Regions from separate parts of the Mus musculus genome. Here region 1 is linked to region 2. The links are chromatin loops, found by intact Hi-C in ENCODE. Cell type or tissue: left cerebral cortex. All regions are shown on one strand. Each heading gives the region's core, and the rest is flanking DNA. Links, peaks and the distances in the headings are about the cores only. Region 1 holds the start of Grin2c (glutamate receptor, ionotropic, NMDA2C (epsilon 3)). Region 2 has its middle 21 kb from the start of Cd300e.

Region 1 (15,907 bases), core at 1-8,000, 180 kb after region 2:
CCGCCACGGTCACGGCCTGTTCTCCCTGCCCTGCGCCCAGCCCTGCCCAAGCACCAAGGAGTGAAGTGAGAAGCAGGGCGGGCCCCAGGGCTCCACCCATGTCCACTGGAGGGTCCTGCAGAGAAATCAGAGCAGGCACAGAGAGAGGTAGATGGACAAACAGAAGGTAAGGGCCAGAGAACACACAGACAGCCAGAGTACAGAGAACCTTCCTACACAGGAGAGGCAGAGGCAGACAGAAACAGACAGACACAGAAAAAGAAGACAGGTTAGCTAAGCAGAGCATCCCCAGGGCACCTTGGAGATGCAAGAACGAGGAAGAACAGAAGCCAGGACAAGGTTTGTCACCCTTATCTATGAAGGGCTAGAAAGGTCACGGTCCCCAAACCCAGTTATCTGGGTTCTACCCTAACAAAGACTCTGAAATGTCAGTGTGTTGTTCGGGAGCACTGAGCTGAGGGCACGGAGCTGAGTTCAAGTCAGGTGTGCCGCTTACTAGCTGTGTGATCTCTAAAACAAATAAAAAAGATGTATTTCAAAATTATGTGAAGATGTATGTGTGTGTGTACAGGGGTCTGTGCATACGTGTGATGTATGTGTGTGTGTACGTGTATGGGTAGCTGTGGAGTCAGATCCCCTGGAGCTATAGTTACAGGGAGTTGCGAGCTGCCGATGTGGGGACTGGGAATGGATCTCTGCAATGCCTGAGTATCTCTCCAGCCTCAGCTGGGTGATTTGAGAAGTCGCTTTGCCTTTCTGAACTTCCAAAACAAGAGATCCAGCTATTCACTGCCATTAGCAAATTTTACCTTGTAGGTGACAGCCTCTTTGCCAGATGAAGAAAGGCAGCCCCTTAGCACACCCACAGCTCAGTCCACGCTACAACCGAACTGAATCTTGCATCTATCCCTCATCAGAATGACTACTGCTCCCCACGGACAGCCCCTGGCTCTCTGCTGTGTGGCTCTGCCCGGTGGATCCTCTCCTCCAGAACTTGTATGTCTTTGTCTCTTTCCCCTCAGCCAGCTCATTTAGGACAGCCCTCTAAAGCAGGGTGGCCAAGGACGACTCGCTTGGGTTCAGGACATCCAAAGCCCTGAGCTATCCAATTTATATCCACTATCTCCCGTCCCATTGCTGGTGTGTAGAATCTTTTTTACACCTAACCAAAGGGGCAGAGCATGTCTGCTACACAGATTCATTCTTGATCAAGACCAAGAGCCAAGCAGGTGAGAGAAACATGACCTTGTGCACCTGCGGACGGATGCTGCTCCACCCACAACAAAACTAACCAGGGTGTTGAAGAAGGGTCTGAGAGGACCTGCCACTCCAGTCCCCTGGCAGGAAATTTGCACTCCTTTGCCACAGAGATGCAGATTAGACCCAAGCAGGCTACCCAGGATGCACTTGGTACCTTCCAGAGCTGGAGCCTGGAAACTCACAGAATAGCCCTGGCTTCTTCCAGACCTTTCTTTCCTCTGCTTTGCAGACTGCGACATCTCTCCCTTTTGCCCAAAGCCTAATTTCTCATGGGACATGCCACAAAGGCTTCCCTCTGGACTATCCAGTTCTCTCTAAGGGGTTCTCAGGGAGTGTGCGTGAATGGAAACCTCTCCTCTAGGCTGAAAAGACAGCTCTGAAGGCGATCACAAAAGGGAACTTTCCAGTTACGAAGTGTGACTCGGTACGCATGTGTACAGATCACCTTCCTCTGGAGTGAGTTGCCGGATGGTAAGATGTAACACGAGGTAGACAGACGTGGTCCCTGCTCCCCTGGATCTCAGAGTAGAAGCTGAAGAACCAGCAGACTGTTCTAAGCTCCGCCCACCTCCTCTCTCTAACCTTACTTCCATCAGACCCTGGCCTCGCTACTCCCCTCCCTGGACGCCTGCTCCTAGCTAAGGATCTAGCACTTGTTCACAGAGGCGCAAGGAGCTGATCAGAGCTGACAGTGTTATCATTGACAGGTGAGATGAAATTGAACAGGTCAGGGCTTTGAGCTCAAGTGTCAGAAGTTGGTAGAAGTTCAGTCTAAGGAGGGATTGGCGGCCGGGAAAGGAAAGCCATAGATTTACTAAAACCTGTGAGATCTCCCCGTGTCGGTGAATGGCAGCTTGGAGGCATAATTGGGTCTTGGATGAGATCCCAAGTCACATCACACCATGCGGCGTGGACTGTACAATCTCCAAGCATGACAGTGACAGGCACTGTCATGCTCACTGCTCCTTTGAAGGCCTGTGTGCGCATCCAGTATGCTTGTCACTAAAGGGAGGTACGTGGTCAACACAGGCACGCTGGATATCGGAGATGGTGTGCAAAGTGTGTAAGTGTGTAGCCTACCTGATTAATCTGTGTGTGTGTGTGTGTGTGTGTGTGTGTGTGTGAATAGAGTCCTAAGCCATCAGAAGTCGATGCCCCACCTCATTCATCAAGGCAGAGTCTTTCCTTTGAACCCAGAAGAGCAGAATCCAGTGCCCATCTAGCACTTACATGAACTCTGGGGATCCAAACTCTGATCCTCACCATTTATTTGGAAAACTCTTTATCCACTAAGCCTACTTCCCAACTCTTTTCATTGATATTTTTATATTCACTATATGTTAAAATAGTATTTTGGGAATGTGTTGAATTAAACTATACTATTAAACCAGGCATGGTAGTGCACGTCTTTAATTCCCAGCACTCGGGAGGCAGAGGCAGAAGGGTCTCTGAGTTTGAGACCAGCTTGGTTTATGGAGTGAGAATTTCAGGGCAGCCAGGGCCACAACAGAGAAACCCTGTCTCTAAACAAAAACAAAAGAAAACCAATAAACAAATAGAGACTATACTATTTGAAATTGATCTGTTTCTTTTTCCATTTTATTTATTTATTTTATTTACTCATTTATTTATTTTGAGGCAGGGTTTCAGTATATGTGGCCTCTGCTGGCCTGGAACTCACTACGCAGACCAGAACTCACAGAGACCTGGCTGCCTCTGCGTCCCAAGCACTGAGATTAAAGATGTGTGAGCATCACACCTGGGTCTTTTCTCTTTTATTAATGTCATCGGTACCTGCAAATTTAAAGTCACACATGAGTGTCCTATTTTATTTCCTCCAGACAATGAGAGTCTGGGGGAAGGGCCCAGGTTCTCTCCCAGCTCTGATGGGAGGCTGTGGTCCTCGGCAGATTCCCTCCTCTGTGAAAATGCCCTCCTCTGTACAGGCTGGAGTGGGGAAAGTTGAGGCAGGTTGAAAGTCAGCAGGTCCCTGAGCTTACAAAGCCATGTGACAGGGCATCTCCTCACAAGATGGCATACTTCCCATCCCATGTCCCTGGCCCCCAACCTCTCCTTCCCATCTGCTTCCTGCCTCCTAACTGCCACAACTTCCGCCTGGACCCTGTGACAAGGGTCAAATGGGAGAACTCTCTGGTGCCCACAAATAAACTACCAATGTCCAACAACCTAACCCAATCCCACTGTCTTCTCCTTCTTGGATACTCACCCCTGCTAATCTAGTGGTAAGCTGTTTTTATCTCCTTCCTTTGCTCCTAACAAACAATCCGAGTCCCCTCTTCTGTAGGCTCCTGCCCCTAATCTTGATTCATCAGTGCTGGGCCCCGGGGCGGGGAGGGGAGGGAACAGGGTTAGGGTCCCATTACTCTTTCCTTGCAGGGTGTGGAGCTGGGAGACGGTCCTCCTCAGGCCCCCCCACCATGACTGAGCTTTTGTGTATCTCTGAAGACACTCTCTCCCAAAGGGTCTTTAAAAGAGTGTTTGCTGAACACCTGGTCCCCAAATACAGAGGAGAGGTTGGCAGTGAGTGACTACTTGTTTCGGACATTCTGCACCCCTTAAAAGGTTCTATCAATCTTACATGTTCAGGGACCTTTTCTTCTGCTTCCACCAACCCCCAGTCACACGCAGACTCCTTGACAAGGCCGTGCATACACATACACACTCACTAACCTGGAACACTAATGGCGCCCCCACTCCAAGGCCCAGAAGCTCTGGTACCAAAGCTTGTATCATCCAGCTAGGCTGATGACTCTTGCGAGTGAGGGACCTTCGCCGTGACGACCCACCTCTAACCCTTGTCTCTTCCTTCTCTACCCCACTAACACCCCAGGCATCTGGAAAGACATAGTCCCTCTGTCGTCCACATTGGTGGGGTCTCAGAGTTCTGCCTTTTCCAATACTCCTGCCCTCTCCCGCCTGATCCTCCCCTCAGCCCCCAGGGTCGCCCCGCCCCCTCCTCTTGTAGGAATCTTACTCTGGGGCTGTGAAGTTCGGGGTATTTTTAGGCCGGCGATAAATAATTCATAGGGAACGTGGCATCTGGCTGCCCCTGCGGGAGGAGGGGGCGCGAGCACCGAAGAGCCACCATCACTCGCCGCTCAAGGACACTCGCGATGCGGCGGCAGTGGCGGTGACTCCGGGCGCGGGGACCCGCGCCACGCCTCCTGGCGGCCAAATCGAGCACCACGCACTCTGCGCCCCCAACCTGGCCACTGCCCCCTGAACTTTTCCCCACAACCCTAGCCCCAGCTCTAGGCCTTCAGACCACTGCCCCAAGTTAGGCCTGGATCTCAAGTCCTTGGGCAGGGGATGGTCGAGTTAGCCTGGCAGGCGGGTCGGTGGATCAGGACCCAATCCAGGTGGCCTTCCAGAGTGGACCCCCAGGCGGCCGGTTTCCTGCCGACCTGTCTCTTTCACGTTTTTATTCTTGACAAGTTTAGAAACTAGCTCAGAGGCAGACACTGGACTTGTTCAAAAGAGCCAGTAGCATGGCATATTCGCCAAATTTTCTTGTGGCCAGGGGTGGGGGTTGCTTATGGGGCCAGGACTGGGCCACCATCTGAAGACTGAGGATGCTATACCAGATGTCTCATTGGGAAGGGAGGGCTGGAAAACACAGTGAGCAAATGGGGTCAGTGTCCGACCCAGCGGGAAGTTCTGCCTGTCGCCCAGCAGGACCTTTGAAGAGTCGCCAAATCAGCCCTTGGGAGATTTGCCGCCTGCTAGGTGCCTTCGTCTTAGATAGTCGGAGCTCCCCCTGCTCACCTAGTCCAAGCACAAAACGCCTTCGGCAGCTAGAGGCTCAGGCGTCTCCTCTCAGCCGTCGGGGATCCTGGTTGCAGCCCCAGGAGACCACAGCTGCCAAAGGGTGCTTCCGGGGCCCAGGCACCGGAGCGCAGGCTCTACCGTAGCCTCTTCCTCCCACTCTGCTTTTGGAGCCCTCAGAGCCGAGGGGAACCAAGCCGTGGTGTGTGTGGGGGGGTCAGCGTTTGGGGAAATCCTGTCACCCCAGAAGCCCACTGATTGTCAGAGGTCAGGGAATGGAGTGTTAGGAGCTACCAGGAAAGGGAAAGAAAGTGGGAAGCAGAGGGCCTGGGGAGACTCACCCTAATGGGTCGGTAGTAGGCAGATGCGCGCAGCAGGTACCCAGCAGGGACCAGCTCGCCAACTGCTACAGCTCTCCGAGAGCTCTGTGTCCTTTCCAGCTCCCCGCGCTCTGGTCAAACCTAGCCTCGGCCCTGGTTCTTGGCCTTTGCCGGGTTCCTTGCAGGCTTCTACCTGCAACAGTTGGACCCGGCAATCCAGACTCCCGCGTCCGGGGACTGTGCCCAGCTTGGCCTGGCCATCGCTTCAGGCGAAGGGAAGGAGGCTCCACCACCCTAGGGACAATCGCCTTGGGCTCTCCACCCGCGTCCTTCCCTCGCGCCCGCGGCCAGTCTGTCTCCCCAGCCTGTCTCCCCTCTCCTCCTCTGCGCCCAGGTCCACACCAACAGTCCGGCTCCCAAGGGTCGCGGTCCCCTCCCGCCCCCCAGACCTCTGACGCCCGAGCTGGCCATACTGTCTCGGGTGTCCCGCGTCTGTCTCCACCGTCCTTGCCCGCGCGGCGCTGGAGCCCCTTAAGTTGCCTACGAAGTTGGCGCCCCCCTGCTCGTCGCCAGCCCTCGGCCGCCACTCACCGGGGAAGGGGCGCTGCACCCACGCCCAGAGCCCGCGGCCGTCTCCCGCGCGGTGCTCTTCCCAGAGCCAGCCCCCGTGAGCTGGCACGCTGGCTGCGAGCTCGGCGGGCACCGGAGCCGGGCGCGGCGGGACCAGTACGGGTAGCGCGGCCTGAATGCCGCCCGCCCCCGCGCCCGGCCCGCGCCCCGCGGCGGGGCTGTGTCCCGGGCTGCGCAAAGGCGCGCCTCCCGCTCTCGGGGCTCACCAGCCGACTGAGATGGAGCTCGCCACCGCCGGTCGCCTCCGCCCCGCCCCGGCCCGCCCCAGCCGGCCACCGGTGCCCCTCTGGCCCGTCCAGGCCCCTCCCTGACAGCCTGTGCTCCTAGCTGGCCCCTCTCCTCTCTCCTGCTCAGGGACCCTGTGCCCAGACTCGACGCTCAGAATCAAGGGCAACCTCGGAGAAAAACACCAGCTTGCCAGGAGCCCTGGGTTTGAGCCCTCGGTTCCCTAGCTGTGTGACCTTGGGCCAGTTAATTTCGAGGTTCTTTCAGTTTTTAAAGTAAGGCAGCATCTTGCTGCTATAAGAAGCCTTAAACTGCCGTAGGCTGAAGTCGTTTTTGAAAAGGCTTGTGGATTTATCTGGAAGCTTGAAAGTGGAAAGGCACAGAGTGTATGGAGACTGGAGGGCCAAGCCAAGCCTGCCAGCACCCAGGAGAGACAGGGGCACACTGGGGGACCTTCTTTTGTCACTGTTTCTCTGTCCTGGGGGCACCAGGCAGCGAGGTTAGCAGGGCAGACTTGTAAGGGATTCATCACCAGTGACTGAAGTGTGAACTGAAGAGGCCGAAGAAGCAGGAAAGACAGGAAAGGGAGGATAGGTGTATGCCCTGCCCCCATCCCCACTGCAGCCCCCTCCCCCCCAATCCCCACTGTCCCCAGGACACTCTTGAGCAAGGATCTGTTTTCTTAGTTCCCTCTGGCAGCCACAGGCAAACAGGAGCTACACAGTAACAGCACCCCCAGCCCCCCAAAAATGGTAGCTATCAGCCATGGGTCTTAGGCACATCTGTTTTATTTCCACTGTGTTCCGTTCTAGAGGCCCTCCAAGGTCCATCAGAAAGGAAGCAGGACGGGTAGGGTCAGTCTGTATCTCCATCCATCCCTAGCTTCAGGTTCCCTCCTTGGCCTCAAGCCACACTGGGAGGTCAGCTTGCAGAAGGCAGAGCTCAGAGGCCCCTGGAAAGGGCACGGTTCGGCGTCTAAGCCAGGGCCGTCAATAACATAATGAACGAGAGAAGAGTCCAACCCAGACTGTCCGGCTCTTGTCTTGCACGGTAGGGGCTGGGGCCCAGGTTCAGTGGCCCAGCAGCCGCAGCATCTCTCTTCGATCCACCAGCTTCTCCCTTGGTTTCCCAGTACCTTGGCCTCGAGAGACTTCCTCAGCATCCAGCTTCTCCCAGTCTGAGAAAGACACTGGCCGGACTCCTGAGGCGAATACAAAGATGGGCCTGTCACCTCCTCTCAGCCCCTTAGGGCCCTCCTCTCAAAGGGTAAAGTTCCAAAGACAAGCCACTGGCCCACCCTCAGCCCTCAGCTTTAGGCTCCAACCTCGATTGCTGAGCAGGGCTTGAATGGCCACATAGCCGGGTCTGGGGCCGGAGGGCAGCAGCCCCGCCTTCAGGTCCTCCAGCAGCGCCTGGCTGGTGAGGAAGCTGTCTGTCATGGTTGTGGTGATGACACCTGTGGGTCCCCTCTTCACCCAGCCACTGCAGTAGAGGCCTGAGAGAGTCAACAGAGAGAGCGTAGCTGAACACCACCTAGCAAGTCTGTATCCTGAACTATACACACATACACGTCTTCCATGTCTCCCAGTAGACCACACAGTGGGCTTACTACAGCCACCGGCTCACTATCACAACTGTGTGTGTGTTGTTGTTGTTGTTTTGGTTTTTCTAGACAGGGTTCTGTGTAGTCCTGATTGTCCTGGAACTCACTGTGTAGACCAGATTAGCTTCAAACTCAGAGATCTGCCTGCCTCTGCCTCCCGAGTGCTGGGATTAAAGGTGGGCACCATTACGCCTGGTCCATGACAGAGTCTTGTTTCACCCACACCACCGTCCCTCCCCACAGCTTCCATGTGGAAGAGCCGCTCCCTGAGGACACAAATGAGCTGAGACTTTCTCATCACGGTTCTGCAGGCCCTTAGGAACATTTACTGAATGAATGAACAAGACGGGTGAGCCGACTGATGCTCCCCAAGGACAGGGGGCCATCTCCCGCCAGCATCAGCACTGGCCCAGAGAAGGCCTCAGCAAATTTTTACTCAATGATGTCCCAGCTTGCCTGAGCATGTGGCCGAGGGGGCAGGAGGAGGGCCTGTCTCAAAGCTGTGTCTTAGACCATGGTAGATGGTGTGGTCTTGGCACGACAGCCTCCCACCGGACTCAGACGCCCCGCCTTCGCTCACCATCTCACCTGGGACATTCACAACCCGGCCCTCTGTGTTGGGGATGACTCCAAGCTTGGGGTCAAAGGGCACGCTGGGGTCGATGGGGCGGCTCTTATACCCAACGCTGCTCAGCAGCAGTCCACAAGGGAGGTCCTCCACGTCTCCTGTGGGCACTGCCCGAGTGGACTCCCCAACACCCTGTTGGGGAGAATGTGGGTAACACCAGGATGGGGTGGGGGAAGCCTAAAAAGGGGAAGTCTGGGTAACACGAGACTCACCTCTAGACTAGTAACTGCCAGGCGGATGCCTGCTACCCGTTGGCCATCTGGGGTAGGGAGCACCTGCTGGGGGCTTCGGAAAAAGCGGAGACCCCAGGCCCGGGAGGCCAGTGCCTGGCGGGCAGCCTCTTCCACTCCTGGCTTCTCCGTGGCTGTCCGAAGCAGCAGTTCTGTTAGCCGCCTCCTTGGACGGGGGACATCTGTCAGCAACATGGGATAATATTGCAGCGTTGTCCCTCTGGTCGCCCTTCCCCAAGCCTTATTTAACCTAAGACATCCCCTTCCTGTGAGCTGGGGGGGCTGGACTTGGCCCCTCACCCTTAATTCTGTCCTGGAGGCCCAAGAAATCCGAAGGATCCAAAATGGGCCGGGTTCCTGGCAACTGAATCATCTCCCGAAGCTCCTTGAGGGTGGGGGTGGGGGGAGGGGGAGGGGGAGGTCAGGTCCAGAGCGCTGAGCACTCCCGGGCCCACCAGAGTTCAGCCCTGGTGGGAGAAACCATGAGCAGTGTGGGGAAAGCCTCTGGGACCTGCCTCCTCCCCATTCCATCCAGGGAAGCAGCCACTCCCAAGGGCCCTGCAGCAACTCCAAGGCAACCCTGGCTCCTCCCCTTCTGGGCCCCGTACCTTAATGGTGAACGCTACTTGCAAGGGCCCACGCCGGCCCACTATCCACACAGTCTTCACCCGACTCTGCCTCAGGGCCCCCAATGCAGCCTCTGTGATGTCTGTTTTCTGGCACAAAAGGAGACGCTTAAGGCCAGGTACAGTGGGACAGGAGACAGAGGCATGCGTATCTCTGTGAAATCGAGGCCAGCCTGATCCACACAGTGAGTTTCCGGCCAGCCACGGCTAAATATCTGACCTTGATTCAAACGAAGGGGAAGGAGGACTTGACTTGGAAAAGGGGGACTTGCAAGGCTAGTCGGTCTCCTTCCCACTCTGATCCAGAGAAAACCATCGGTCCAAAATCTATACCGCCAACTCCCCCTGGTGGCCACACAGAGCATTGACGCCAATCCTGCAAATGGCTCCTAGGTAACAGCACTTTTTTCCACCCTGTAAGGTTTCCCTGACAGCCTATCACAGGTCCGCAACAGGACAAGGGGCTTACGGAGGCAATAACAGTCTGTCTGAGCTAAACAGGCTAGTTTAAAACCTTACATGGTTCTTATCTTGTAGGGAGAGATATACTCCTCTGTTCTCGTCGGTGTAAACCCAGTCGTGAAGCAAGGCTATGGAATGGAAGTAAAGGCAACTAGTGGCTAAGCCCATATCTAAGGGACACCTGCACAGGACGGCCTGGAAGACCTCTGGGCAGAAGGAATAGCTGAGGCAAGAATGAGAAGTGGAAGGAATGTAACTTCTTAGCTAGCAGGAGGTCAGTCCAGAAGTTCCGAGGAAGGAGAATGAGTGTGTGAATGCCCAGGGCACACTGGGGTGTGAAGGTACCTTGCCTGGGCTCCTGTTGGGAGCAATAAGACCCGAATCCCCCCACCCCCTCAGGGGCATTCTCTCCTCAATGCGTTCCCACTCCATCTCTCCGGCCTCTGACTGACCCCTCACCTCCAGGTGCTCAGGTGGGGTCAGCAGGATCCGGGCCACATCCAGAGCCACATTCCCCTGTCCCAGAATTACAGCCGTGTCACAGCTCAGATCTGGCGCCAGCTGGAAGAGAAAGGTCTTGATAGGGTGCCCCAATTAGGCTAATCTCATCCGCAGACACCTTAGGCCACGTCTGCTGGGCCCCCAGCCTGCCTTAGGCAGTCCACTCCATCCCACTTCCCTCTCCCTCAGCCCCACAGAAGGTCTCCACAGCTGGCCTGCCTCAGCCATTGATGTCTCACATCAACCTCAGCTTTCTCCTCACTACCTTGACCTCAAAGTCGAACAGGGGGGTGGGGTGGAGGCGCGATGTCCTGACTCCAGCCGGAAGCAGCAGGAGTCCCCCTCAAACTCACCTCCTGGTTCTCGGGAAGTCCATTGTACCAGCCCACAAAGGCCCGGGCTGAGACCACTCCAGGCAGCTCCTCGCCAGGAATTCCCAGGGGTTGGTGGTCCTCTGCTCCATAACTCTGAAGGAAGACGAAGTCACCACCCATGCCCAGGGCCTCAGCACCAGCCTCCTGCCTCCCGCAGCCCCTCCTCTTATAACCACACCCCTTCCACACGGGAACTCACCAGCACCACAGCATGGTAGGCTTCCCGAAGCTCTGGAACCGACACGTCCCTGCCCACCACCACATTGCCCTGGAAGGCACAGCGGTCTGAGCGGGCTGTCTGTGTAAATGTGTTGATAACATTCTGCCATGCAGCATCGGGAGGGGAACGTTAGAAGGTAGGGTAGTTCCAGGGAACACGCCAGTCTCACTCTCACCCCCTCCCCTGCCCACCGCCCTCGATGCCCGGAATGGGCCCCGTATGTCAGGGAGCCTCTCTACTCTCATCTTTACCGTCTCCAACACCACCCTCCGCACCAGGCAACACCCACCTTTACTTCAGGATGGTCAGGTGCCACACCAAAGCGCACCAGGCCGAATGGCACGAGCTGCTTCTCGTAGATGTCTACGTGGGCATGGGTGTGGTGCTGAGGGAGGAAAACAGCCGGTGGGTTCAAGGGGGAAGCTGGGCCCCCACAGGGTCACCCTTCCCATGGCAGAGCAAGAAAACCCAGTTCAAATGGCCAAGGAACCTGGCTCTACCCATCCATGAGCAGAAACAAGGACCCAGCGTTCCTTCTGCCCAGATAAGGGCTCTCGAGGAACAGGGCAGCAAGAGAAACTGAGGTCAGATCTCAGGGACTTCCAACAGAGAACGTGAGGAATTGGAAGTGTCAGGACTTCATCCTCAGGTCAGATGTAGACCTTCGAAGACCTTCATGACATGCTGGCCATGTGATCTGAGGACCTGCCTTAGCTCTAAGTCTCCAAGATGATGCTACTGTGTCAGGGATTAGCCAAGTGGGGAGTGGGGACAGAGAAAATGAGGCACAGCTGGGGCATGTGGGGTCAGAGAAAATGGGGATACAGCTGGGGCATGTGGGGACAGAAGGGGTGGCAGAGGGCCTACTCCCAGCTTTAGAAAAACAAGTCTGGCTATTTCAGCTGCCCCATGTCACCTGTGTCCCAAGGCACTTTACAGGGTACAGGGAAGGTCTGAGATTGAAACTAGCCAAATGAGCCTGGTCTGGCTCTGCTGCCACCAATGGCACGGACCCGGTAAGTCCTAGAACAAGCCTGGGCCTCGGTCTCCTTCTCTGTGAACTGGGAGGCCTTGGGGAAGGTGAGTCAGGGAAGAGAGTGCCCTGACCTCTCCCACCCAGCTCAGAAGGACTCAAGGCCGATGGGTTTCTGCTTATCTCCCCTGGCCTTCGTCCAAATCCTGTTTCCCTCTATTCCACCAACTGCCCTAAGGCCAGCCCCTCTAGCCCCTCTGCCTTTTTGTCCTTGGTCAGACCCTAAGCAGCCTCCCAAATGGCCTCTCTCAGACGCCATGGAAACTGAAGCTATGGAGAACTCAATGGAGAGTGTAGCCGTGAAGTCCACAGCCACAGAGCCAAGCCTTGTCCCGCCACCAACTGCTGGGTCACGAGGGAGGGGTCTGCTCAGTACGATGTCTGGTCCCTCTGGACCACACTCAAGGCTGAATGAGTCAGGCTCAAGAGCTCAGCCTGAGGCTCCCCCAGTGTGAGGACACAAGGGACTCACTCAGGTTCCTTACAGCTGTGGCTTTCCCTGTCCTTCTTATGGCCACAGGTCAGAGTTCAAACTGCTCAGCCTGCTAGCCATCCCTGATACAACCTCACCTCATCATCTCCATCTTCCGCTCCATCCCCCTGCCCACAGTAGCCCTGATCTCACACGCAGACCCATCTTCCCAGAAACCTCTCTCTCCTCCCACCAACTGTTGCTTCTCTGGCCCTTTTCCTAAGATGGACAATCCCCAAAGCAATTCTGCTCTGGGGTCCCCTGCTCTTCCTGAATTTACATGTCCTGTGTCCTAGGGAAATCTTCCCTACTCCCTCCTGTGACCTTACATCTTGGAGGCCTGATGTGGCCTCTCTATCTCCCCTCCCCCTCCTCTCACCCTATCTCTTTTCCCATCTGAGATCCAGGATGCCTCACTCCACACATCGAAGCCCATTCCTTGACCCCTGTCCTTTCCCCTCTATCCGTGTTTCCTTTCCCTCCACCCCTGGAGCTCCAGTCGTGGCCCTTGGCCTCCTCTTTCACCTTGACCTATTCGGTCAACATCCTTTCCTCCCCCACTCTCTTGCTCTCTGGGCAAACAGCCCTGCTTAAGGTCTACCCATCAGAGAGAGCACTCCCAGTGACAAGTGGGCTGGGGGAGCTGCTGGTGGTCGGGTGCCCGCCCATCACTCACGAGGCCCTGTGTTCCATCCCTAGGGGAGGCTTCCTTGCTTTTCCTTCCTTAAATGTCTTTTTTTAAGTTATCCATATGTGGGGTGCAGAGAACAGCACCCAAAGAGACCAGAAGGTGGGTTCAGAGCCCCCGGAGTTATAGATGGGTGTAAGCTGCCTGTTGGGAGTGCTGGGAACCGAACTCAGAACTTCTTCAAGAGGGGTCGGTATGCACTCTTAACCACTGAGACATCTCCTCTCTCCCCATTTGCTCGAGATGACTCACTGAGGCCTGTTGCCTATATCTGTGAGTGTCAGGATCTACCCCCAGCCCCCAGGGAGTTTGCTTAAAACTGCTGATTCTGAGAGTCCTAGTCATAGAGTTTGGTTAAATCTGAGCTGAACCCAGAAATGCTTATTTAGATAAAACCGCTCCAGCAGGGAACATGGAGAGCGTCCAAAGAAAGCCACTCAAGTCTACAACGTGGTCAGTGGTCTCTGGGTACCTTGTGATCTGGGCCCTCACCTCTTCACCCCTCAGATACTCAATGGCCTTCTGGAATAGGCTCTGGAATGATGGCTCAGGGCCACTCTCCTTCCTCTGGCCTTCATCCACATAATTCCTCATTCTTGAGGCTATTTTATTCTCATATGCTCCATAAAATACAGTTTGCACACCTCTCCCTCTAGACTGGGCTAGGGGTTACCCCTAGCTTAAGCCCTAAAATACCTTGTAAACCAGCCTCCTCGAGCTACACTGTCAGGTCCATAAACACACCCGCGTGCCTGCAGGTCAAGATCCGCCCACTGAGAAGACACAAAAAGCCCTGCCTTCTAGATCCTATTCATTCCCTCAACCTCAGTGCCCCTTACAAGTACCCTCCCTAATACCAACCACACCACCCACATACCCACCCCAACCCTGAGAACCCCTGGGTCTCCATCCCAGAGCCCAGGCTGTCCTTCAGCAGTGGCCTTGCACTCCAGGCTGACTCATGTCGGAACCTGGGAGCTTGCTGAAGCCCAGACATGACCTTTGGTGCTTCTCAAATATACATTCTCTAGGGACAGCTTCTGGTAGCGCTGACCTGTGTAGATCATGGTATGTAGCTGCAGAGTCATGCATAGGTCACTTCACAGCAGAGGTCTCCATGAGACCCTCCTAGTGTCAGCTCCAGGTAAACCAGGCCACTGGGTCACTCTGCCTTTCAAACATTTGTATGTGATATCAATATAATCATCGTTTTTTCTTCTGTCCCGTTGGTATTACAAGCCCCTCTAAAGTTCAGACACTGTCTTGTCTCAGTCAAGCTCAGTATTCCTTACTTTTTAAAATTACTTATTTTATCACTTTTAGTTATGTATGTTGTGTGTGTGCAAGAATGAAGGGCCAAGCAGAGGCCAGAAGAGGACATTGGGTTCCCTGGAGCTGAGTTGTGAGCCACTGTGTGGGTGCTGGGAACCCAACTCCCATCTTTTGGTCCTCTGTGAGACCATAAACACTCCTAACCACGGAGCCTTCTCTGCAGTACCCCGCCCCCTTCCTCTTTTGCTTTAAGGTCTGAGACAGAGTTTCCAGTACATCTGGCAACCTTGAGGCCCTGTCTGGCAAGACTAATACTGAAAGCTTTGAGACCTTGGCCTTTGTGGAAGAGAATGGTCGTGGGGAGGGCGCAAAGCTGCAGACAAGATTGCCTTGAAATATAAAATGCTGGAGATAAAGAAGCGTAAAGATAAGGGGAGGCGAAAGCCATCCCATTAGACTGAAAAAGACTTCCCTACAAAGCAGAAGACAGCTGCCCATCTGTCCCCAACCACCATCCATGGAACAAATGCATGTCTCTCACAGCTGAGGACCTAGGGCGCCTCAGCTATACCTGTGGAATCAGTTAGAAAGAACACAGCTTACATTAGTCAAAAGCCCCTTCCTTGTCAGACAAACCAAAGGGCTGGAGCCTACCCCCAGAATTGGGACAAGAAATGAATGGTAAGAAGGGAGCCTGGAAGGAGTGCCTCGCTTACCTTTAACAAGTGTTGGGCTGTGTAGAAGCCAGCTGGGCCACTGCCGACCACACAGATCTGAGGGGTCTTCTCCTGTGTGGAGAACTTCTGGCAGAAGCCTGGGGCTAGGTAGAGCAGGGGACAGCAGGGTCAAACCAACACCCTCCTACCACCCCAAACCAATTCTGTCCAGTTGCACCTTGCCTTCACCCTCACCTGCATCTTCCTTTTTCCGTTCCTCAAAGCTTCACCATTTCATCTGAATGCCAGAGCTGTCTTTATCCAGAACCCCATGTCTCACCCATGAACAATAACAAATAATCTGCCCCAGACCCCCTTATCCCCCAAGCTGTCCTGCACAGCACTATCTTTCTTGAGAGGTTCCTTATGTGATCTCATGTCTTCATATGCCCATCACGTTTCTATTTTGCTTTTTTCTAGCCCTTCTTTCCCCCACAGAACTCTATTGCTCATCTCCTCACCTCGAATTTGCCTGTCACCTCCGTTCACCTCGTATCACACATAAAGACCTCATGGTCTATCCTTTTAGCCTTTACTGAGCTGTCTTACCCAGGACGCCTTACATCTCTTTGCACAGATCCTCCCCTCTCCATCACTCCCATTTCTCCCGCAAGAGCAGACACGTTCAGCTTTGCCCCTCTCCAGCCCCGCCTCAGCTCTGCTCGGACCCCCGCTCTTGATCACAGGCCTCCCCTCGCCCTGGTGCAGCCCCCAAGAGCCCTGCTCCTACTCGGAGTGCTCCTGGAGGGAGACGGCCGAAGCCCAGACCACGCGGACCAGCGCCACCAGTGCCAGCAGCGAGGAGCCATGGCTGAGAAGTGCAACCAGCAAGCGGAAGAGCTAGCAATGACTCTAGTGCTG
Region 2 (15,968 bases), core at 5,441-13,440:
GAACTCGAAGATTGGTGATTTGGCCGGTCTAATACTTAGCCAGCTTGTCCTGGGGAATCCCCCTGCCTCCACCTCCCCGGTTCTGGGATTACAGGTGGGCTGCTATGCCCACCCTAGTTCCACATGGGTGCTGGGGGATTCAAAATCCAATCCTTACAAGGCAAGGCAAGCGTTTGATGCACTGAGCCATCTCCCCTTTCCCGTTCTCTCTACCACCTCCTTCCCTGTGGTCCTTCCCTGTGGTCCACAAAGCAGAGAGAACATGAGACTGTAAGTAGTCCATTGGTCAACAAAGGAAGTCATATCCACAGACCTAGGGACTCCTCCTATTCAGATCCCCCACCTCCATGCCACAGGACCCCACTAGCTCTGAGAGAGGCAATGCCCACTGAGATCTGTTTTCAGGCCCAAGAATTTGTTTTGAGCCAAACAGCCATTCCACACAACCACAAAGTGCAGTTTGCTATCCCCTGTCCTGCCCCATGGAGTCTAAACTGTCCCTTCCCTGTGCCTCGTACAACACAGAAACTTCAGGGTAGCGATGAGGTCAGGAAATGACAGGGTACCTTAGAGGAACAGACAGTGCGAGACTCGGAAAGACTATTCTGGGCTGGCTGTATTTAGTGTGTCTCACAGCCAGCCACTCATTACCTCGCAGCCTATGATGTCACAGCTAATGGACTAGCACTGTAGGAGAGCCATGACCCTGCCCTGTGGCCCCAGGAAAGGGAACTACGTGCCTGGGACCAAAGCCCCCATGCTCTGAGTTTGTCTTGTAACTAAATTGTCCTGTATTCAGCCACATCCTCTGCCTGGTGGCCTTATCCGTTATGGCTGGAGGTGACTGTGTTGCTGACACTCACCTGACTGTCCCAGAGCCTGTCCTTTCTCCTGTAGAAGACACTCTCATTTTCTCCCTGCTCATCCATGCATGCCTCATTTTTAGGGCATAGAAATAGACCTTCAATTTGCCCCCATTTGGAAAATATCAGGTGTAAAGAAACAGTCTCTCTGAATTAAAAAACACTATCCACTTTGGCCATTAACTTGAAGGTAACTATTTACTCTCTCCTTATCTCTTCCTCTCTTCCCCTTTCCTCCCTCCAGACCTCCCCATTTCCCCTTCCATTCTGTTAGATAGCTGGTTAAACATTAGCAGGCTTGGCGGTCACTGAAGATGGGCCTCCTCCGTCACAGCCAGCAGCTTGTAAAATCAGGAGGGAATACGAAAGCTCTCTTTCGGTTTCTGGTCTAAAGGATGAAATCTGAGTCCTTTCTCTGGTCATAGTTGGAGAGGTGACATTTTGCACTGCATTGGAGGCGAGGGGATCACTATGCAGCTGGGAGTTTCTGATAAAGACCACAGACATGCCCCTGCCCCCACCCAGAAGAATTGACCACAGTGGGCTTGTCCATCACCTGGTCAGGAAAGCATCCCTAAGGAAAGCAGTCTATGCAAGGGGCTTACGGAATAGTATAAAGCCTAGCAGAAGGTTTAGGGTGACCCGACGGTCCCTTTGGCCGCTGTCTATGAAGAGACACTCCACCTTACATTGTAATAAATGTTGTGTATCTTCTGACCCATGCTCTGTGTGTTTTCCCTGAATCCCTCCCAAGCGATCACAGTTCTAGGAAGCTCAGGGGAGGCCAAAGTAAGACCCCAGTAACAGTCTCTCTTCTGTAGCTCCTATCCTACGGAGAATCAGTCCCTCTTCCTACCACGGTCAGAATTACATGGCGGTAAGAGATCCACCCTGAACAAAAATGTAGGAAGTCCTTGGGCTAGCACAGTGGTTCTCACCCTTCCTAACTCTGCCGCCCTTGAACACAGTTCCTCATGCTGCGGTGTCCCCCAACCAGAAAGTTATTTTCATTGCTACGTCATGGCTGTAATTTTGCTGATGTTATGAATCGTAATGTATATATTTTTGGAGACAGTGGTTTACCAAGGGAGTCTCGACTCACGGGTTAAGAGCCACTGGGCTAGAGGATGGCCCAGTAATTAAGAGCACAGTCTGTTCCTCCTGAGGACCTGAGTTCAAATCCCAGCTCTTCCTTATGTCAGGCAGTTCACAACTGCCTGTCACTCTAGCGTCAGGGAATCTGACACGCTCCTCTGACCTCCACCGAGTGCTATGCAAAGGTGCACGAGCCCACACACATATACACAAAGTTAAAAATAAGAATAGGCATTTGCATGGTATATTTCATACATGTGCTATTTATTGTTTGTAAGAGATGGGGTCTTCCTCGTTTATAGCCCAGGCCTTGAACTCTTGATTCTCCCGCCTCTATGTCACGAATGCTAATATTACAGAGACGCGCCACCATGCCTGACTCCTCCCTGTGTTTCTCTCTATATCATCAACATAAGGCTCTCTGTCCACCCTTCCTTATTCTTTTGCTTTTTAAGCCACCTAGTAGAATGTTTACTCTTTCTAAACATAACAATTACATTATTTAGTACTTAAAGATAATATACCCATCCATACATGAGATGGAAATTGTCAGTTTAGCTGGGGCTATAGTCCAATGCTGACCTAGTGTGTTTTAGGTTCAGTCACTAGTGCTGAAATACAAATGTGGCAAGGGGTGTCACCTAGTGGTCAGGGGTGCCACCCAGTGATAAGGGGTGTCATCCAGGGGCAAGGGGTGCTATCCAGTGGTACAAGGCATTGTCCAGTGGTAAAGGGTGTTGCCCTGTCACAAAGGGCATTGCCCAGTGGTAAGGGGTGTTGCCCAGTGGTAAGAGGTGCCATCCAGTGGTAAGAGGTGTCTCTCAGTGTAAGGGGTGCTGCCCAGTGGTAAAAGGTTATTTGACAAGAAGAGAGGCCAAGTCTAGGGGTTAATAATAAACACAAAAGAAAACTAAAATTGTTTTTCTTCCCCGCAACATTGAAGGGTGAATGGTTCAAGGCTGGTGTGGCATGTCCATGGGACTCAGGGTTCTGACCCATGACTGCACCCTCCAGGACTTGGCTTCCAACTCTAGGCAATATGGCTGACATAGCCACCTGCACGTTCCATCCAGGTGGATGTTAAAGAGAGGCCTTGCTCCTCTCTTTTTAAGGGTTTGACTTCTGACACAATTCTCATTGGCCAGAACTTAGTTACGTCACCAGATCTTGTTGCAAGGTGGGCTGAGAAGTATGGCTTTTACATTCTGACTTCTGTGCCCAGCTCACACCTCTGCTACTATGAAATTATAATTGATAATTGGCAGTGATGATGCTGACGGTGATGATGCTGATAACAACGGTGATGATGTGGTGATGGTGATGGTGATGGTGATGATACCAATGTGGTGATGGTAATGCTGGCAATGGTGATGATAGCGATGACTGTGACAACAAAAAATCAAAGAGATGTTAACACCCACACTTCACTTCCTAAGCCCAGGATGCTCTTCTGATCCTTTTTATTAAGCCACTGTCCCAGTTTCATTCTGCTCTTGTGACAAATGCCACCATTAAAAGAAACTTTTGGCTTACATTTTCATGTCACGGTGCGCCACTGAGCAAGGTCAGGGCAAGACGTCAAGCAGAAGCCCTAGGCAGGAACCATGGAGGACGCTGCTTCCTGGCTCACTCACGTGCTTAGCCATGTTCCTCATGCAGCCTGGGAAATGTGCAGCCTACAGTGGAACTTATGCAACATTTAACAACACTCTAGGAAGTCCCCCCTCAGGTGTGTGCAAAGGCCAGGGCCATCTAAGCCATTGCTCAACTGAGACTCCACTCTCAGGTGACTCCAGGCTGTGTCTAGTCCACGGTGACAGCCAAGTAGGACAGACATATTGTATGTCCACTCGTTACCCAGGCAGACACACACTGTCAATATGACCGATTGGCATATTAGTCACACCCTGACCAAGGCAACCTACAGAAGACAGGGGTTGTTCTGATATCATGGTCTATCATGGTGCAGGATATATGGCAGCAAAAGATAAGTCTGTTGCCTGGAGCAGCAGCTGAGAGTTCCCATCTCAAAGCACAAGGAAGCAGAGACCCAACTTGAAATGATGTAATGCCCAAGACTTGTAGAGATGGTGTGTCATTCACACGACCACATCTAAGTGGTCTGTTCCTTTATAAAAAGATGCATAAAGGTAAATACTGACTGTCCAGTGGGCGTGTCTGTGAGCTGTTTTATTGATGAGATTAATCAAGGTAGAAAGCCCCTCCCTGACTGAGGGCAATGCCGTGTCATTGGCTGAGGGCACCAGCGCTCATCTCTCTGCTCATCTGCAGACTCACTGGCACCAGCTGCCTCATGTCCCTGTGGCCATGACTTCCTCTCCATGTTGTACCGTGTGTCCTCAAACTGGAACAAATGTGCTTCTTCTCAGGCTGCTGTACCATGTGACTAGGTGTTCTTCCTGTGAGGTCACCTAGGCCTATGGTCAAGCAGGATTCTATGACTTCTCGAGACAATGCTACTCTCTGAGAGGAGGCCAGTCATGATGTGACAACAGGGAACAGGTGGGGACATGAAAGGGCCTTTCAAACTGATTCTCCAGGGCACATTAACTAAAAGGGACAGCAACAGCCACCTAAACGTATCCTCGTGCCTGAAAATTCCCACACCCAGAGGTCGTGACAAGGAAAACCCCCAAGTCAAAGCCCAAGAGATTCTAAGTCACAGAGCCTGGGGAGTCTGCATTTCCAAAAAGACCCATGGGGGGGGGGGTGTCTATGGGGAAGTCTAACCACTCTCTCAGTTAGGGTTTTCTGTTGCTTTGATAAGCACCATGGCCAAAAGCAACCTGGGAAGGAAAGGGTTAAGTTCATCGTACAGCTTACAGGCCATCATCCAGGACACAAGGACAGCAGGACCTCAAGACAGGAACTCATCAGGCTAATTGGCAAATATCTTTCTGCACTAAGCCATCTCATCAGCCCTGGTTTATTTCATTTAATCCACATGGGAATCCTAATGCCACCATACAATTCCTACCCCACACTGGACAGAGAGGCTCCAAGTGGCAACTATATGCCCCGGCAAGGCTTTGATCTGTGGTTGTCACGAGTGATTCTCCGTCCCCAAATTCCGGCAAGTCACAAGTTTTACTAAGAGCACCAGTATAGCATTCTAGTGCAGCACACACAGTGGAGGGCCTAGCACATCAGTAATAGCATCTGGGGCTCAATGATAAAGACGAACGGCCGAGCCGAGCACTTGGCATGTTCTGCAGCATCTTCTCATTTATTCTTCACGGTCCTGCAAGGAAAGGGCTGTCGCTCCTCACTAACTTTTAAAAAGATTTATCTTTTTATTTTATTTTTAATATTTATTTATTTCATGTATGTGAGTATACTGTCACTGTCTTCAGACACACCAGGAGAGGGCATCGGATACCATTGCAGATGGTTGTGAGCCACCATGTGGTTGCTGAGGATTGAACTCAGGACCTCTGGAAGAACAGTTAGTGCTCTTAACTGCTGAGCCATCTCTCCAGCCCCTATTTTTAAAGATTAATTTATTTATTTTATGTATATGAGTACACTGTCACTGTCTTCAGACTCACCAGAAGAGGGCATTGGATTCCATTACAGATGGTTGTGAGCCACCATGTGGTTTCTGGGAAATGAACTCAGGACCTCTGGAAGAGCAGCCAGTGTTCTGAACTGCTGAGCCAACTCTCCAGCCCCCGATCTTATTTTTTTCAGCATCTATTTTTATTTATATATTTATGTCTGCATGAGTTTATGTGCAGTTCATACTGCAGGTGCTCACAGAGGGCAGAAAAAGGCATCAGGTCTCCTGGAACTAGAGTTACAGGGGTTGCAACCTGCCTGATGCTGATGTAAATGCTGAGGACAGAACCCAGGTCCCGTGTGTGAGTTGTGAGCACTCACAATTAGTTAGCCATTTCTCCAGGACCAATTTATTGTGCTCTTAAATATGCGTATGTATACACGTATGTGGTAAGGGAGTGGTATACGCACATGTGTCCAGGAGCCCGTGGAAACCAGAATAGAGCTTCGGGTCCCGGGAGCCAGAGTTACAGGCAGCTGTGAGCTGCACAACACAGGCACTGGAACCTTGGTCGTCTGCAAGAGTAGCAAATGTTCTTAACTGCTGAGCCATCTCTCGGGCCTGCAGTTCTTCATCATTACCACACTGTGGCAGCACTTGCAGCTGGCTTTGAATAAAGGACTCTCAGATGTAGAGACAAAGTGGACTTCTCATACGTGGACGACAGGAAGCTTGTGTGTGAAGGTTCACAGCGGTGCTGTTTGCAACAAACAAAAACCAGGAGGCGCCATGCGTCCTTGGAGGGGAGAATGAATGAGCATTTGTGGTGTATTCGTTCAGCTCAACGCTACCAAGCAGCCCTTGGAGCCGTAAACTGCAGCAACATTGGCAAAACAAGAGAGTCTAGGAGGTGATTTTAAGTCAAAGTACCAAGGAAGCCGAGCATGGTCGTTCATGCCTGTAATCCCATCACCTGGGAAGCTGAGACAGGAGGATTGCAATGAAGTTGAGGCTAGCCTGGGCTACAGTGTGAGACCCTGTTTCAAAAGAGAAAAGAGACCAGGTACTAAGAGTGTGTGCTACTCTGGAAAACAGTTTGGTTCCCAGCATCCAAGTCAGGCAGTTCTGGAGTGCCCGTTACTCCAGCTCCAGGAGATCAAGCGCCCCCTTCTGGACTCCAGGGGCATCTGCACTCACATGTGCCAGGCACACACCTCTCCCCAGAAACACATAAATAAAATTTAAAAAACTTTAACACCTTTAATCTTAGCACTCCGGAGGCAGAGGCAGGTGGATCTCTGAGTTTGAGGCCAACCTGGTCTACAAAATGAGTTCCAGTACAGCCAGGGCTACACAGAGAAACCCTGCATCAAATTATTATTATCATTATTATTATTATTATTATTACAATAAGAAATTAAAGACCAAAAAAAGCAACTAGGTGATGGTGGTACACACCTTTAATTCTAGGAGTCAAGAGGCAGAGGCAGGTGGATCTCTGTAAGTTTGAGCCCAGATTGTTCTGCAGAACAAGTTCCAGGACAGCCAGGGCTACACAGAGAGACCCTGTTTCAAAATAATCATGCGTGCACACGTGCATAAAAAAAGGAAGGGAGATGGTTGTTCCTCCAGGCGATCATCGAATTGGGATGAGCATATGGCTAAAGCAGCTCACCACTAGGTTCCTTAGGGTTCTTCTGTGCTCCTGTGGCACTGGGATGGAAGAATGAATGAATGAATGAATGAATGAATGAATGAATGTCATTTATTCATGAATGATAAATGAGCCAGATATCAATTTAGTTCAACCATAGTCCAGTCTGATTCGCTATACCCCGAGTTCCATCTTAAAGAAAACTGAGCTGAGAACTTAATAAACGGACCCTTTGGATAGAGGGATTGAGTTACCCTCTCCCAGTCTTCATTCAACTGTACACCTCGGGGCTGGGGACAGACAGCCTGGAGGACCTGGGAGCACCTTCTGTCTCTTTTTGGAAAATGGCTGAAATCAGATCCCTGTAAGCAGGTGGCAGGCTGGGTGGGAGAGGCCGCTGGAAAAGGATCATGGCCAAGTGAGGTGTGACTTCAACAAAGAGAGAGCTGCAAAAACATGATGCCTCCCTTGCAGAGAATCTCTTGCCTGTGCCCTGGCAGCTGCTGCGGTCTGGGGGGAGGGGTGTGTAAGGGAGGGGTCATCTGTATTATTATCAACAGTCAAAACTGACGCTTAAAGAGCAAATTCCTCCCCAATAGGCAATATGCATATTCAAAATCCCAGAAAGTGATCGATCACAGACAACTTCTCTGAACTAAACACATTTTTACTTTAACATTTTCTATTACATTTTACTTAATTTGGGAGTGTTCAGGGGGCGGGATCATGCCACAATGCACATGTGGAAGTCAGAGGACCACGTCTGGGAGTTTTACCTGCTAAGCACTTTTTTTTTACTTGCTAAGATGTATTTCTGACCCTGACTTATTTTTAGAGGATACGTTTATAGGGAAGCAATGTGATGTTAGAATATTTGTCACACACAGTGCGGGATTATGAACTCTCTCACCTGGAATTCTTTGTGACAAGAACCTTTTAAGATATGTTCTATTTTTAATTATGTATATATGTGTGTATGTGTGGAAGGTGGGCGCATGCATATACACACAGGTGCCAGAAGATGCCAGAGGCATCAGATCCCGCCGGCCTCACCCCCTCCCCGCCCCCCCCCCCAGAACTGGAGTTAGAGTGCTGGTGGGCTGGGAATGGAGCCCAAGTCCTTTTTGAGAACAGTATGTGCTATTAACCACTGAGTGACCTCTCCAGCCCTAAACTTTTTCAAATAGAACGTGGCTGTGACCCGAATTCACTGTAGTGTAGAATGGTTTGCTAAAATGTGCTCAGTAAAGAGAACTTGAGTCCTTGGACCAGGCTCTTCCACCACACAGTGAAGGAATGGTGCAGGAGGGATCTAAAGGGTTGTAAGTAAGCTTTGACTTTACCTGCTATCCTGTTGTGCTCTGAATATCCCCTTCTCTTAGGGACTGTGAGTTTGTCCATTCTCAACATTAAAGTTGCCTGGAGACGCTGCTGAAGACAAATGTCCACTAGGTGGCAGCAGTGAGTCATGGAGCGCTTCACACTCTGTGGCGGAACCCCTTGAATGTAGAGGAAACTCTTGGGAAAGGGGGAACAGCTGAGGGGCCAACTGTGGAGGGACCAGAGAGGCTCCTGGAGTCCCAGCCAGGGGGCTGTCTTCATAGTCAGGATGTTGAAGTAAATGTGACTCACGATGGAGTCATTAGATGCTTCCTGTACCACTCTGGAGTGGTGAGCCCTCTTAGCTCTGAGACCCTGACCCTTCCGATGGGATTACAAACCGAGTCGAGCTGAGCCGAGCCGAACCTGAAAAAGTCCCCGTGGTGGGAAGTTTTCAACTAAGGAGCAGAGCTAAGAAGCTCTGAATACACTTTCACAGTCTGAACTGGGTGTGAGCTGTGACTCTTCATGAGGAACGCCCTGGCAGGATGGACGGTGGCAACGCAGCTCTACCTGGGCCAGCATGGCTCAGGGGCTGCTGACCCAATGAGCCCGCTGCGTGAACTTTGTGGCACTTGCTGCCCTCGGGTCTCATTATGCAGCTCTGAGCTGGGAATGGTATCGTTACCAGCAGGTTACTGAGTGAGATTAAGTTAGATCCATTAAACAGGCAAAAGAGCCTGGCACGTGATTGCCACAGTACATGGTTCATTCATTATTCATCCCTGATTCTCTGGAAAGCATGTGCTAAGGGGGAAGACAAGGGACAATAACCATGTGGCAGCCCGTGTCCTGGAAAGTGACCTAAGTGACTGACTCTCTCTCTCTCTCTGTCTCTCTGTCGCTCTCTCTCTGATCTCCCTCCCTCTCTCTGTCCTCTCTCTTTTTCTGTCTCTGTCTCTCTACCCCCTCTATCTGTCTCTCTCTGCTCTCCCTCCCTCTGTCTGTCCTTCTCCCTCTTTCTCCCTCCCTCCCTCCTCTCCTTCACTATATAGCCCAGGCTGACCTCAAACTCACAGCTATCTCGCCCTAATGTCCTAAGTGCTAGGATTATAGATGAGTACCACTTGGGGCCTTTCTCAAGGATGAAGAGAGATGCAAGGTGACCCTGTCCTCGGTGAGCCTTCTCTGAGTCTCACCTCCTTGCTCTAGCCTTCTGTCACACTAAATCCATATTGTTCCCAATGACAATGCCCAGATGGAGCACACACAATGGGGCAGACTCCGTGCCAATGTGTCTAAGCATCCTTCATTTAATTTCCACAATAACCATAAAAAAGTCACGTGGAGATGAGCCTGGCAAAAGAGCAAACCAAGCTGCACACTCAGTAAAGGGCAGGTCGAGATGGGTCCAACGTTCGGGTTGTAGCTGCTTATGCTATCTCATCTCCTTCCCCGACGGCCCTTGTCACGTGGGATGAGCAGCCCTACCTGTCAGTCACGTGGAGCGCACTGCCGTCTGTCAGAGGCAGGAACTGTGGCTCTTTTGTCTGTGTAGCATGAGCGCTGGCAGAGGCCTGGCCAGGGGTGAGTGGATGAATGGGGAATGAGCCTCTCACAGCTCCCGGGAAGGAGCCGTAGTCACCATTGTTTTCTCTGGGTCAACCCGACCCATAGCCTCCATTCCCACCAGGGAGGACAGGCTGCGGTGGAGGACCCTGCCCCTCCCGTGCGGCCCTCACTATCGTGGAACTTAGCCATGGACCTGTACAAGCCCCTCCAGAAGGTAGAGAAACTGCCAGAACGCCATCCCATCTCCGAGCCACAAGGCTTTCTGCAGCATGAAAGCCCCGTGGAGTTTATCATGGAGTTCCCAATGAGCCTTGACCATTGGACTTAGCAGGTTGCCAGCCTGACGTTTATCAGCATGGTTCAGGCACAATTCCTTAATGACCCAGAATGCACCTGCTGCTTAATCTCCATGTCAGACACAGTTTAAAAGCTCAAGAATAGTATTCTGGATATGGATACATTCAGATGGGGGTGTGTGTCTGGTTTCTGTGTGTCTATGTGTCTGTGTGTCTATGTGTATGTGTGTGTTTGTATATCTGTGTGTTGTGTGTCATGTATGGACATTTGTGTATATGTGTGTGTCTGCGTGTGTCTGTGTGTGTATATGCATGTTTGTGTCCATGTGTGTGTATATATCTGCGTGTGTTTGTGAGTGTGTCTGTGTGTGTGCATGTTCATGTGTGTGTGTCTGTATATGTGTATGTATGGTTTCTGTATATGTGCATGTGTGTATGTGTGCACATATGTGCGCATATGTGTACATGTGTATGTGTGTGTTTGTGTGTGTACAAGTTCATGTGTGCATGGTTTCTGTGTTTGTGTGTGTGCACATACATGTGCATGGGTGTCTGTGTGTATCTATATGTATGTGTATGTTTGTGTGTCTGTGTGTTGTGTATCATGTATGCACACTTGTGTGTATGTGCATATGTATGTATGTGTGCGCATGTGTGTATGTGTGTGTGTTCATGTCTGTGTGTGTGTGTGCATCTGGTCTTTCTATATTTATGTGTGTGTATCTGGTCTTTTTGTGTCTGTATGTGTGTCTGTCTATGTGTATGTGTGTTTGTTTGTGTGTCTGTGTTTTGTGTATCATGTATGCACACTTGTACATATGTGTGCCTGTGAAAGCTAGAGTAGAACTTGGTCAGAGGAAGTAGGATTCTCATGGCTGTGATTCTGGAAACGACTCCTGATTCCAAGCTCCTTCCTTCTTCTTTGCTTCCTATCACAAGGCGAGTCCACACGCTCCCAATGCCATAATGTTCTGCCATAGATTTCCAGGATTGATGGAGCCAAGGACCAAAGAGCTTTGAGACAGACCTCCCCTGCTTCCGTTGCTTGTGATGGACACTTTGTCACAGCAATGCACAAGTGACTGGCACAGACAAGAAAGGAGCCATCCAGGGGGCGCAGCACCTGATACCTGAGAACCTCAGAAAATGGTAGCAACCACTAAGAGGCAGTAAACGATTTTACTCAGAGTTTCCAGGACAGAAGGCTCTCTTGGTTCCTTTTCTGTCGAGAAGCAACTCCAGGAAGCAAGGGCTTGTTGGGCTCACGGTTTAAGGAGATGCGATCAATCATGGAGGGGAAAGCATGGTGCCACCCCACTGAGCGTGCAGCTAGAACTCTCCATATTCTGGCAGAACAGGAAGCAGAGGGCAGACAGGAAGCAAAGCTGGGCCATAAACCCATGAGGTGTGCTCCCAGTGATGCCACTTCATCCAGAGAAAGTCCCCCTCTTAAAAGTTCCAGAACCTTCCAAAATGACACCACTGCCTAAGGAAACAAATATTCAAACATGAGCCAAAGGGGGGGACATTTCATCTTCAAACTGGAGAGATGGTATTTTCAATTTGGCGGGGTCTACTGTTCACCCAGCAGAATATGGAGGAAAAAAAAAAAGGCACGGACTTCAATAGATTTATATGAGCTCTGAGAACCCTAGGGATCAAAAATGTAAAAGCACTCCCTAAAGTAAATACTGCAGTGGACCTTTTGAGCATCTGTCTTTTCCCAGCTCAGATGTCTACTTTTACCCGTGGGAGCGTTTACTACTCTTTTCTTTTCTAAAACACTAACTCTATCACTTAAAAAATGTGGAGGGCTGAAGAGACAGAGCAGCAATTAAAAGCTCCTCTCGCAGAGAAACGAGTTCTGTGGGTTTAGTCCCCAGCACCACATGGCACTCATCCATAACTCCAGTCCTAGGGAGTCCAACTCCCTCATATCAGCGTCATGATATATTAATGCCAAGACATATCTGCACCATGACATATCAGCACCATGACATATCTGCACCATGACATATCAGCACCATGACATATCAGCACCATGACTTACTGGTACCATGTCTTATCAGCATCATGACATATTGACACAAGAAAGGTCCCCTAGGACACTAATAGTGACAGACACAGAGTTTGAGGTGTCAAAATCTGACTGTAACATCTATGCAATTCTTCTGCAAATATAAAATCATTTAAAAACCAATAGTTTTCCAGAATCATGCCTATTGATATAGGGTGGGGAAGAAATAGAGAGGGGGAAAGAGAGGAAAAGAGGAATGGGGTATCAATGCACTGTCTCACACCCAGGAGACTCAAGAAAAAGGATCTACTATTAACAAAGCAATGCATGAGGGACAGTGAGATGGCGCAGAGGACAGAGGTGCTTGTGGCCAAGCCCAACAACCTGAGTTCAATTCCTGGAACCCACATGGTGGAGAGAGAATCAGCACCACAAATGTGTCCTCTGCCTCTACATGTGTACCAGAGTGACCACACATAGACACAGAAACTACAGACACACACACAACATGCAAATGCTCTCACACACACATGTACACATGCACACACAAGCACACACACACACACACAAGCACACACATGTGTACACATGCACACACACAAGCACACACATGTACACATGCACACACACACAAGCACACACATGTGTGCATACACACATGCACACACATGTACACACACAAAGAAACCCTATATCAAAAAGAAACCAAAAGAAGAAAGAAAGAAAGAAAGAAAGAAAGAAAGAAAGAAAGAAAGAAAGAAAGAAAGGAAGGAAGGAAGGAAGGAAGAGGGGGGAGGAAGAGAAGGGGGCTGAGAGGGAAGGAAGGAAGGAAGGAAGGAAGGGAGGAAGGAAGGAAGGAAGGAAGGAAGGAAGGGAGGGAGGGAGGGAGGAAGGAAAGCAGGCAGGCAGGCAGCTGAACAAAGCGGGGGAAGCAAGCTAAAAACCCTGTTATTCTGTGGTCTCTGCTTGGGATCCAGTCTCCAGGTTCCTGCCTTCATCTCCCCATAATGGAAGTACAAGATGAAATAGAGTTTTTTCTCCCCAAGCTGGAACATTCCAGAGGAAGGAGGAAAAGGGCAAAGAGAGTGGATGCGGGGTATGATACAAAAAGAACAAAAATAGCCAAGTCACACACATAATCCCAGCAGTCAAAAGGTTGAGGCAGGCGCATAATGAATTGGAGGTAAGACTGGGCTGCATAAAAAACCCTTGTCTAAAAAGAAAAGAAAAAAAGAGAAGGGGGAGGGGGGGACTCAACGCAACAACAAAAATACAAATAAAATAAGCAAAACTAGACCCAGCAAGATGAGTCAGTGAGCGGAAGCAGGACTCGCTGCTGGAGTGGTCTCGACTCTTAAAAGGAGAGCGGCCCAAAGAGAAGGATTCAAAGAATGTTAAATCTTTGTAAATTAGCGTTTTAACTTTAAAAGTTTTCAAAAAGACCTGGAATCAGAAATTGAAGACTACAGATATTTGGGTCCCCCCTCCTCCCCCCAAAAAATACTGCTTCAATTCTAAACTTGGGTTTTTGTGTCAACAGGTAAAAAGCCGGAAATCGTCGTTCCCAGATAAACATCAAGAAAAAGCTGGGCAAATTGAAAATCAATAACATTTCTTGGCCCATCTGGGAATTGAGTTTGCAACTGCTACCCTGAAATCCGCAGAGCCAATGAACTCCGAAAGCCACAGCTGAGGTCTGCCCCTACGGAGCAGAAGCCACAGCCCCGTGGGCAGGCTTACCTGCTGATGCGGAGGACACCATCTAGAGCTAGAGACAGGATGTGGATGGACCTGAGTGGGACTGCCACCCACGAGTCAACAGACTTCCTGATTACACTGGAGGAGGCTCCCCTTCATCGGTGAACGAGCAGGGCTCTAGCATGAAAACCGTGCGTGCAGCTGGAAAGGCTGCGAATCACAGGCCCATTCTCTATGAGTAGAGAGCGGCGTGGGGGAGCCCCGTGTCAAGAGGGGGAAAATGCTGGAAGGGTTTTAATAATCTCTGGATGTATTTAAGATAAGTTGATAATGTGTTCAGGGCTCTTGTTTAAAAAAAAAGAAAGCAGCGTGCACAATGTGTGAGCGAGATGAGCAGCAAGAATATTAAGTCTGACAGAGGGGCTCAGGAGTTGGCTCAGTGGTTAAGAGCACTACTCCTCTTCAGAAGGCTGGCTCGGTTCCCAGCACACGCATAATGGCTCATAACCACCTGTAAACCCAGTTCCAGGGGATCTGATACCGTCTTCTGGCCTTCATGGGTTTCTGCGTGCATGTAACTGCATAAGTTTATGCAGGTGCACACACATACACATAAATCTTTAAAGTCGATATTTGCTAAAAGTGTAACGGCAGTGGTCTGACTGGCCTCGGCAGCTGCCTAGACATGCCTGAAGAAAGAAATGCCAAGGTTGGAGACAAAATTCCCAAATGAAAATGCAGAGGCCCAGTTACCTAATAGATGAGACATTGCCTTCTCCCGAATGAAAATACAAAGAGGAGAAGAAAAGTAATAGATAATCCAAGAACACTGCCATAATTTCAAACGCCATAGCATATGTGTAACGAGAATGTCAAGAAAGTAAACTTTTTTAAAAGCAGAAGAAATCTGTGGAGTCCTAGTTACTGAGAATTTTCCAAAAGTGGTTACTTAAACATCAAACAGAATATGTTTTAAATATTAATTTTTAGCTATAAAAGATTTGTTTTTATTTTTTAATTATGTGGATGTAGATACCGTGCACATGAGTGCAGTACCCATGTTAGCCAGAAGAGGGCGCCAGCTCCCCTGGAGCTGGAGTCACAGGCGGTTGTGAACTGCCCACATGGGTGATGGAAACCAAACCACAGCCTCCTGAAAGAGCAGTTTGCACTCATGATCACTGAGCCATTTCTCCATGCTCCCATAATCCTATTTTAAAATCCTACATCAAGTCGCATCATTTCCAAAGGGCACCAAGAACGTAAAGATCATGAAAGACCGAAGGAGGGGGAAACAACCTTCACACAGGGATTAGAACAAACGGTTTCAGCAAGCATCTCATCAGAAAATATGCAAGAAAGAGAGAGTAACGCCAGTTTTTCAAGTGCTTATGGGGGTGCTTGTCAACTTAAAATCTATCCAGATTTTCTCAGGCAAACAACCGAGAGACTTATCAGACAGAATCAAACTGTAACCATCAGAGAGCTCCTGTGGTGTTTAGAGACAGTCACCAGAGCTCTGTCTTCTCGCCCAGAGAGTATCCAACCTGCATTTACTGAGCTCTGAGTAGATCCTGGGCATTCTCCAGGCACGAGAATTAACTCACTAAATCTTCAGAACCGGGACTGGAAAGATGGCTCAGCAGTTAAGAGTGCTTGCAGTGTTGCAAAGGACTCCTGCTCCATTCCCACATACCCACATATCCAGCATCTCACATGTCTGTAACTCTGAGGGATCCTATACCCTCTTCTGACTTCTGTGGGCACCCTCGCCATGTGTGCAGATACACACAGATACACATAAAAATAAAAGAAATATTGGGGGGGGGGAGATTTTGTTTTTGCTTATGAGACATAGTCTGACCATGTTGCCCTAGCTAACCTGGAACTGACTATGTAGAACACACTGGCCTTGAACGCACAGAGCTCCGCC

Evidence for each region. Hi-C counts contacts between places; a loop is a spot of excess contacts. Peaks named below come from ENCODE experiments on the same cell type or tissue, not always from the same donor. Only the 100,000 strongest peaks of a DNase experiment are listed, where the experiment ranks them.
Region 1: a loop joins it to region 2, with 4 times the contacts of the local background. A loop is called at or near these places in 17 of 42 quality-filtered maps.

The regions. Positions count from the first base shown.
Region 1 is chr11:115,261,033-115,276,939 of GRCm38, forward strand. Grin2c (glutamate receptor, ionotropic, NMDA2C (epsilon 3)) reads right to left here and starts at 6,211. Exons shown (of 15, transcript NM_010350.2): 1 at 5,958-6,211; 2 at 5,388-5,559; 3 at 5,047-5,281; 4 at 1-212. The coding sequence starts at 100. Fdxr (ferredoxin reductase) reads right to left here. Exons shown (of 12, transcript NM_007997.1): 1 at 15,777-15,907; 2 at 15,047-15,150; 3 at 11,155-11,250; 4 at 10,845-10,967; 5 at 10,625-10,738; 6 at 10,230-10,331; 7 at 9,291-9,398; 8 at 8,983-9,067; 9 at 8,665-8,864; 10 at 8,413-8,584; 11 at 7,546-7,716; 12 at 6,993-7,422. The coding sequence starts at 15,855. The coding sequence ends at 7,292. In left cerebral cortex, for the core only: a CTCF peak has its summit at 4,479; no DNase peak of the experiment used is centred there; H3K4me3 peaks cover 1,763 bases; H3K27ac peaks cover 1,263 bases.
Region 2 is chr11:115,074,933-115,090,900 of GRCm38, forward strand. No RefSeq gene overlaps it. Among named protein-coding and RNA genes, the nearest start is that of Cd300e, 21 kb to the left of the region's middle. In left cerebral cortex, for the core only: CTCF peaks have their summits at 6,116 and 8,585 (motif pointing right); DNase peaks (open chromatin) are centred at 6,120 and 8,586.